Regions from separate parts of the Homo sapiens genome. Here region 1 is linked to region 2. A link is a contact called in ENCODE Hi-C or POLR2A ChIA-PET data. All regions are on one chromosome and are shown on one strand. Each heading gives the region's core, a stretch centred on a gene start or an enhancer-like site at or near the end of the contact. The rest is flanking DNA. Distances are from core to core; before and after follow the strand shown.

Region 1 (4,425 bases), core at 1,646-4,145, 160 kb after region 2:
GCATGAAAACCACTTGAACCCAGGAGGCGGAGGTTGCAGTGAGCCGAGATCATGCCACTGCATTCCAGCCTGGGTGACAGAGCAAGACACTCTCTCGAGGAAAAAAAAAAAAAAGAAAAGGAAAACAACTCAAGGGTTGGATAACATTGCCAGTATAACCATAATTCAAAACAAGCAGCAGAATTTGGAGGATAATTTGTTTCATTCTCAGGAAAATGTGAAACTCTGAAACTGCTTTTTGAGTGCAGGGTATTTCCGGGGCTTTTCCTAAAGTCTTAACCCTTGGCTCTGACCCCTTATTTGAAGTTTGGAGAGCAGAACCGAGGATTGTATTACTACAGTTGTGGACACAGGAGAGGGGTTAGTCTCCCCCCGCTCCAGGAGTAAGGGATGCTGGGCTGCTCGAACACAGGCCTTGTTAGAACTCCCTTCAAACAGGATCCCAGAGATGTGGGGAGAAGGTAACTGGCCTTAAGAATGATTGCGCTACAGCTTTCGAAAACTATAATGCCTTTCAAATATGGCTTATTGCTTGGATCTCAATATCTCCCACGTATCTTGGGTGGAATATTTTGCCGAAGATCTTTCTGTCAATCATTTACAATCATGTGCTGCAAAATGAAGTTTGGGTCAACAGTAGACCACATATATGATGGTGGTTCTGTAAGCGTATAATGGAGCTATCCCTATATAGGTATACCATTTTTATCTTTTTTTTTTTTTTTTTTTTTTTTTTGAGATGGAGTCTCGCTCTGTTGTCCAGGCTGGAGTGCAGTGGTATGATCCCAGCTCATTGCAACCTCCACCTCCCAGGTTCAAGTGATTCTCCTACCTCAGCCTCCTGAGTAGCTGGGATTATAGACACGCGTCACCACACTCAGCTAATTTTTGTATTTTTAGTAGAGATGGGGTTTCATCATGTTGGCCAGGCTGGTCTTGAACTCCTGAGCTCAAGTGATCCACCCACCTTGGCGTCCCAAAGTGCTGGGATTACAGGCATGAGCCACTGTGCCCAGGCCCCATTTTTATCTTTTACACAGTATTTTAACTATATATTTTCCATGTTTACATACACAAATACCTGCCATTCTGTGACAGTTGCCTTTAGTATTCAGTACAGTAACATACAGTACAGGTTTGTAGCCTAGGAGTCCTAAGCCATACCGTGTACCCTAGGTATGGTGGCTACACCACCTAGGTTTGTGTAAGTATACGCTATGATATTAGCACAATGGTGAAATCACCTAGTGACACATTTCTCAAGCTCCTCACGTGGCAAGCAATGCATGACTGCATATGAAAGCTCTTAAATAGAGATTGTTTCTAAATTAATCTCAAAACAGTCATTATTTACTATTTATGGAATTTTTTTTAAAAAAAGGAGCAAAAGTATCATTTCAGTGGGAACTTAACTTGGGGCTACAGTGTTTTATTTAACTTTTACCCCAAAGTTGCAAAGTGTTTTGAAATTTTTCCCTGTAAAATAATTATTTTAATTCAATTTAAATAAAACCCACCAAGGAGACTTCAAGCTTTAAGAAGTCTAGCTTCCTGTGAAATGTGAGAGGAAGTCAGCACTCATTTCAGAAATCTGATTATAACGATAGCTCCATCCCTAAATGAGGTGAATCTTGGACTCTCTTCCATTTTATTTTATTTTATTTTTTTGAGATGGAGTTTCTCTCTTGTTGCCCAGGCTGAAGTGCAATGTTGCGATCTCGGCTCACTGCAACCTCTGCCTCCCAGGTTCAAGTGATTCTCCTGCTTTGGCCTCCTGAGTAGCTGGGATTGCAGGTATGCACCACCACACCTGGCTAATTTTGTATTTTTAGTAGAGACGGAGTTTCACCATGTTGGTCAGGCTGGTCTCGAACTTCTGACCTCAGTGATCCCCCCACCTCGGCCTCCCAAAGTTCTGGGATTATGGGTGTGAGCCACCACACCCGGCCCCCCTTCAATTTTAAAGCCATCACTATGCACCCTATGTCTATGCCAAGCACTAAAATAAGATGAAGCACCTTCTTGGAGTTTACATGCTGGTAATTATGCCAGACAGTAATAAAATAGGTAAGAACGGCTGTGGGGGAAGTCAGCTGGGTTCTAGTTACAGTCGCATTTCAGGAAATGATTTAACATGCTGACTTTAACAACCTAAGCCTCTTCTCCATGTGTGCACACAGGGTAGATCTCTGAACACAGGTGACCCTAGAAGTGCTGTAACTTCTAGGGGAATGGCTGTGTTGAGTCAAGGCAGGATGACAGTTCAGCCTCCTCCCAGGCTAGTGCAAAGGGCTCTTCACTCGGATTAAAACCTTCTCTCCCAGACCGAATTGCCAACTCCCAACACCCCTCCTACAGAAAATTTGGAGTCCTCGCTTATTCCCTGGCAGCCCCTACCTAATAGGGTGGTGAATTAATTATCAAACATGCGACAGTTTAGCGAAAATGGCAACACTTTGGAATAAGTGACTGTAATGTGCATCCTGGCGCCCATTTTGCAGGTCAGTTGCTCTCCCTGGAAGGAAGAGTGTTCTCGGATTTCACCTTAAAGGAGGAAGGCTGCCAGAACTGAACTAGCACTTCTGAATATCCTGAGGCGAGGTCCGGTGACTTCCTTGGGAAGCTCTGCCGCGCCCCCACCCCACCCTACCCCACCCTACCCCACCACAGCAGGCGCTGGAGTCCTGGGACCACCAGGGTCTGAGGCCCAAATCCTTCCTCACTAAGGGGAGGAGAGGGGTGTTCCGGCAGGGCAGGATGGGAAGGCGTGCTTGGGCGGGATTGTGACATAAGAGTGCCCTGGTGACATGGAGCAGATCTGTGACATAAATAAAGGTGTCATAAAGACAGGGCGGGGCTCACGCTTAGAAGGGGCACGAGCGTCTCGGAGCTGCCAGAATGTCTTCTGCTCAGTGCCCGGCACTAGTGTGTGTCATGTCCCGGCTGCGTTTCTGGGGCCCATGGCCCCTCCTTATGTGGCAACTATTGTGGCTACTAGTCAAGGAGGCTCAGCCTCTGGAGTGGGTCAAGGACCCGCTCCAGCTCACCTCTAATCCCCTGGGGCCGCCTGAGTCCTGGTCTTCCCACTCCTCCCATTTCCCACGGGAATCTCCCCATGCGCCTACTCTCCCAGCAGACCCGTGGGACTTTGATCACCTGGGGCCCTCTGCTTCCTCAGAGATGCCAGCCCCACCCCAGGAATCGACTGAAAATTTGGTTCCATTCCTGGACACCTGGGATTCAGCTGGAGAGCAGCCCCTGGAGCCAGAGCAGTTCTTGGCTTCACAGCAGGATTTAAAGGACAAGCTGAGTCCACAGGAAAGGCTCCCTGTTTCGCCCAAGAAGCTGAAGAAAGATCCAGCTCAGCGTTGGAGCCTTGCTGAGATTATTGGAATTACACGCCAATTATCCACACCTCAGAGTCAGAAACAGACTTTGCAGAATGAATATTCCAGTACAGATACACCGTATCCCGGTAGCCTGCCTCCAGAACTCCGGGTGAAGTCAGATGAGCCTCCAGGGCCCTCTGAGCAAGTTGGACCTTCTCAATTCCATCTAGAGCCCGAAACTCAAAATCCAGAGACCCTTGAAGACATCCAGTCCTCTTCACTCCAGCAAGAAGCCCCAGCACAGCTTCCACAGCTCCTTGAGGAAGAACCTTCTTCAATGCAGCAGGAGGCCCCAGCTCTGCCTCCAGAGTCCTCTATGGAGAGTCTAACTCTACCGAATCATGAGGTGTCAGTTCAACCTCCAGGTGAGGATCAAGCTTATTATCACTTGCCCAACATTACAGTTAAACCTGCAGATGTGGAGGTTACCATAACTTCAGAGCCTACCAATGAGACAGAATCTTCCCAAGCCCAGCAGGAGACCCCAATTCAGTTTCCAGAGGAGGTGGAACCTTCTGCAACCCAACAGGAGGCCCCAATTGAGCCTCCAGTTCCTCCTATGGAGCATGAACTTTCCATCAGTGAGCAGCAGCAGCCAGTTCAGCCTTCTGAGTCTCCTAGGGAGGTCGAATCTTCTCCGACCCAGCAGGAGACCCCAGGTCAGCCTCCAGAACATCATGAAGTCACAGTTTCACCTCCAGGTCACCATCAAACTCATCATTTAGCTTCACCCAGTGTCTCTGTGAAGCCTCCAGACGTGCAGCTCACCATAGCAGCAGAGCCTAGTGCAGAGGTGGGAACTTCTCTAGTCCACCAGGAGGCTACAACTCGGCTCTCAGGGTCAGGTAATGATGTAGAACCTCCCGCCATCCAGCACGGGGGCCCACCTCTGCTTCCAGAGTCATCAGAAGAAGCTGGACCTTTAGCAGTTCAACAGGAGACTTCATTTCAATCTCCGGAACCTATTAATAATGAGAACCCCTCTCCAACCCAGCAGGAGGCTGCAGCTGAGCATCCACAGACCGCTGAGGAGGGT
Region 2 (4,462 bases), core at 1,543-4,042:
AGGTGGCAAAACACAAGAGCAATTTAACTGCCATTATGAACCAACTTATACTAAAATAGTATTTCCTGGAATGTGTATAAATTAAAAAACAAAACAAAATGTTCATGGTTACTTTTACTTTCAGGGTTGGGAACTGAATCCCACAAACAGCAGCTAAACCTCAAAAAAATTGTAATTCCCTAATTATTTCCAGATTAAAACACTTCTCTTGAACACATGTTTCTGCTGTTCTTTGGGGTGAGTGTAGGGCACAGCTGGAGTACAGTATAACACAGAAACAGCAAGTGCACTAAGAGCATCAAATCCTTCCCCCCAAAATTGTTTATCTCTTCCAGACTCCTATTCACACTTATTCCCCTGACTTAATTTTAATTCTGCCTCTTGGCCCTCTTACCTTGTCCCTTTCTACCCTACTCACTTATTCTCTATTCATCCTCATTCTCTGAAATGATAGTCAAAATAATACTTCATGCTAAAGCATTTTCTTAAATATTTCCAGATATTCCAACTTGTTATGATCTCCCACTTCTTTAAACCAGAAGCTATTACTACTTTTAGAGTGCATACCTATTTCTGCCCCATATTTATCACATACAACTTACGTATGATTTAGTTAGCATCCTCAAACTTAGAAAATGATTCTCGCAGCCCAGCAAAAATCCTTACTATAGCAGCCAATCAATATCTATTGAAAAATACATGTACCCCCTCGATACAATTGTCATAAAAGTTTTCAGTGTGCACTTAATTTGATAATGTCACTTCCATCTTTCTGTTTTGAAAACTGTTTCGCCGGGCGCGGTAGCTCATGCCTGTAATCCCAGCACTTTGGGAGGCCAAGGCAGGCTGATCACAAGGTCAGGAGATCGAGATCATGGTGAAACCCCGTCTCTACTAAAAAAAAATACAAAAAATTGGCCAGGCGTGGTGGCGGGCGCCTGTAGTCCCAGCTACTCAGGAGGCTGAGGCAGGAGAATGGCGTGAACCCAGGAGGTGGAGCTTGCAGTGAGCCAAAATCACGCCACTGCACTCAGGTCTGGGCGACACAGCGAGACTCTGTCTCAAAAAAAAAAAAAAAAGAAAATTGTTTCATAAGAATGACTCATCCTTCAAAGGAAAAATTCAGATGAAAAGGTGTCTGCACTATGTAGTGTGTTAAAATTTGTTCTCAAGCCTCTCCAGCTACCCTCAGGAGTGAACAGTGGCAAACTGCAGCTTAGGCTAGTGAAGTGATCTGCCCTACACCATCAAGTTAGCCAAGAATAGAAGCCACATTTCCTGACTCCTGCCTTGACTCCTGATCTCTTTCCACACATGCAAATACAAGTTCAGCATCCCAAACCCAAGATCCAAAAAGTTCCCAAAATAGGAAACTTTCTGAGTGTCAACATGACACTCAAAGGTAATGTTTATTGAAGCATTTTGGGTTTCCAGATTTGGGATGTTCAACTGGTAAGTACAGCTGACCCTCTGTATTCATGGATTCAATCAATCAAACAGCAAAAATATTTAAAAAACAATGTCTGTACTGAATATGTACAGACTTTTTCTTCTCATTATTCCCTAAGCAATACAGTGTAACAACTATTTACATAGCATTTACACTGTATTAGGTGTTATAAGTAATCTAGAGATGACAAAGCATACAGGAGGATGTGCATAGGTTATACACAAATACTATCCCATCTTATATCAGGGATTTGAGCACTGTCAGATTTGGTATCCACGGAAGTTCGTGGAACAAGTCATCCAAGAATACTGAAGGATAACTGTATAATGCAAAGATTCCAAAATCCAAAACACCTCTGGTCCCAAACATTTCACATCAGAGAGACTCCACCTGTAATGGCTTTCAGTTCTGTAAATCAACAGCACATCTAGTTGTGTGAATACATACGTGGCTAAGGTTCAAAGTACTTTAAAAGTATTAAGTCCAAGACAAAGATGAGATAGTATTCCTCACCTGATCCAAGGGTCACACCTGACAGTAAGAACTGGAGTCAAAGGATCATCACTGTAACCCATCAACATAGGTACAGTTCACAATATTAGGAGAAGTCATGAAGTAACATACATACAGGACACACATAAATTTCACCTCTAACCAGGAATCCTGTGATAGAATTCATTAAACCTATTCTCACTCAACTACCCCCAGTGGCTTATGAATCAATCCTAAAGGCATCAGACACAAGACTATTACCATTACAAATTTCTAATCTGCTAAGAAGTCTTGAGTTTTAAGGAAGAAACTAGTGCCAATTCATTAAAAAGGAAGGCAGAAAAATGGAAAACCAGAAGTCTTTCATTGCTGCTCTATCCCCATAATCTAAAACAATACCTAGGACATCACAGGAAACCAATGTCTATTTACTAATGTCTATTTACCTCTTAGCCTTTATTAAAGTGAACTCATAGTATTGACATTATTTTCTCATCCTCACAGGGCATTTGACCACATTTTGGAACCAAGTTTAAAATCTTTCATAGGCCAAAAAAAAAAAAAAAGTATATAATGACTAACATGCTTTAAATACCATGACAAATATAATTAAATACTTGCTCTCACTGAATTCAAAATTTTTAGTTCCCTCAAGGTGAAGTTACTCATTTTCCATTATTTCTCTCTAACATCAATTTCTCCACCAGATTTCCTCCACCTGTGCCACTACTCACCCATCTAAATGTGCACATGTGTACTCAAGCATTCAATGAATTGCTTATTATGTACTACTCAGCACGAAGAAGCAGAGGAAACCCAGCCTTTGGAGTGATATGAACCTGACTCTACTTCTTGTTTTAACCAATTACTAAGCCTTGTGACCTCGGGAAGTCAATCATTATGTCTAGTACTCCTGTTGCCTAACTGTAAAAATGTGAAGGATTATTACGTACATAAAAGCATAATACCAAAAATAGGCACTAACTGATTGTTAGTTTCCGTCCCTCTCCTACAACAGCACCCTGACTTTGGAAACTAACCCTCCACGAACTGAAAGCATTCTCAGAATATACTGTCCTTAAAAAAAGAGGAAGGAATGAAGGGAAAGAAAAGAAAAGAAAAAGGAGAGAGGGAAGGGAAAAGGCAAAAATTTTTAAAAATACTTTTGGTCCTGGTTTACAGGCCACCACAATAATTCAAGTAAATTAGCATAATCCAGAGAGACAAAAACTTTTTCTATTTTTTACTACACCAAAAAAGCTCATAATAAAATTTCAAAGTATTAAAAAATAAATGAAAGTAATCCCTTCCCTTCCTCCATCCCAACCCATCCCATCCCTCAGAAATAATCACTGTTAGCACTCTGGTGTGCACATATACACATACACATACATACATATATATTTTTGTTGCCAAAATTTTACTGCAGATATCTGGAAAATAAAGAGTAGCATAAAGAAGAAAAATATGTAATCTATACAACCGGAAAAAATTTTAAGCTGCAAATAAGTTTCCACAACTAAATTTACATTGTAAAACACATGATGGGGAAAAAAAGGTCTTTACAATAAATATGGTACAAGGACAACTGAATATCCACTATCCACAGGCAAAATAAAATTGGATTCCTACCTCACACCATACAGAAAACTAACTTAAAGTCGATCAAAGCCCTACTTAAATGTAAGCATTGAAACTCCTGGAAAAAAGCATAGGAGTAAATTCTTCATGAACTTGGGTTAGGCAATGATTTCTTATGCTGTGACACAAAAAGCAAAAGAAACAAAAAAAAAACATAAATTGGACTATATCAAAATTTAAAACTTCTGTAAATAATAATCAAGAAAATGAGAATACAATCCACAGAATGGAAGAAAATATCTGAAAATCATCTATTTGACAAGACACTGGTCTCCAGAATATATACAAAAAACACAATTCAACAATTTTTAAAAACCAAATAACTTTAGAAATGAGCAAAGGATCTCCAAAGAAGATATACAAATGACCAATTAAGCACCTGAAACGATTATCAGCATCATTAGCCATTAGAGAAATTAAAATCAAAACCACAATGAGATACCACTTCACATTGACTAGCATGGCTATAATTAAAAAGACAATTAGAAGCATTGGCAAGAATGTGGAGAGAATGGAACCCACAAATATCGCTCATGGTAATACAAAATGGTAATATAAAATGGAAAACAGGCAGTTCCTCAAAAAGTTATACACAGGGCTACTTTATGTGTTAAATGCTGAGGATGCATAAAGGATCAGAAATTCAGATAAAGCATTCCCAGAACAGTGATTGATCCTGTTTGTTTAAAAAAAAAAAAAGACAATGTACTCAACAATTAACTAAAGTACTTGTATTTCTCTTTACAAAACTAAGTTATGTAAGAACTAAACATTTTAAATTGAAAATTGTTTATCTGGTTCTTTGAACTGAAAATCCTTTTATATTCCCACCTGTGAGTGTACACAACAAGGTGAAGCAAATGCATTAAACCCAGTAGG

Evidence for each region. Hi-C counts contacts between places; a loop is a spot of excess contacts on that map. ChIA-PET counts read pairs that join two places held with the same protein, here RNA polymerase II (POLR2A). Pooled maps may share reads with other maps.
Region 1: a loop to region 2 is called in a map of heart left ventricle, with 13 times the contacts of the local background. The contact joins the promoter of LRRC37A here to the enhancer-like site in region 2. A Hi-C loop is called at or near these places in 3 of 168 maps with a recorded cell type or tissue (Calu3, GM11168 and heart left ventricle), 2 of 37 single-sample maps with no recorded cell type and 9 of 50 pooled maps. POLR2A ChIA-PET finds 5 or more read pairs at or near these places in 1 of 52 experiments (GM12878).

Annotation. Positions count from the first base shown.
Region 1 is chr17:46,292,236-46,296,660 of GRCh38, forward strand. It overlaps LRRC37A (leucine rich repeat containing 37A), which reads left to right and starts at 2,896. Exons shown (of 14, transcript NM_014834.4): 1 at 2,896-4,425. The coding sequence starts at 2,899. It also overlaps a transcript of ARL17B not described here.
Region 2 is chr17:46,136,804-46,141,265 of GRCh38, forward strand. All of the region lies in intron 2 of KANSL1 (KAT8 regulatory NSL complex subunit 1), which reads right to left. Among named protein-coding and RNA genes, the nearest start is that of KANSL1, 54 kb to the right of the region's middle. Within about 2 kb of position 2,793, at least 2 of the 41 ENCODE cell types and tissues checked have a DNase peak (open chromatin) inside an H3K27ac peak, as active enhancers do.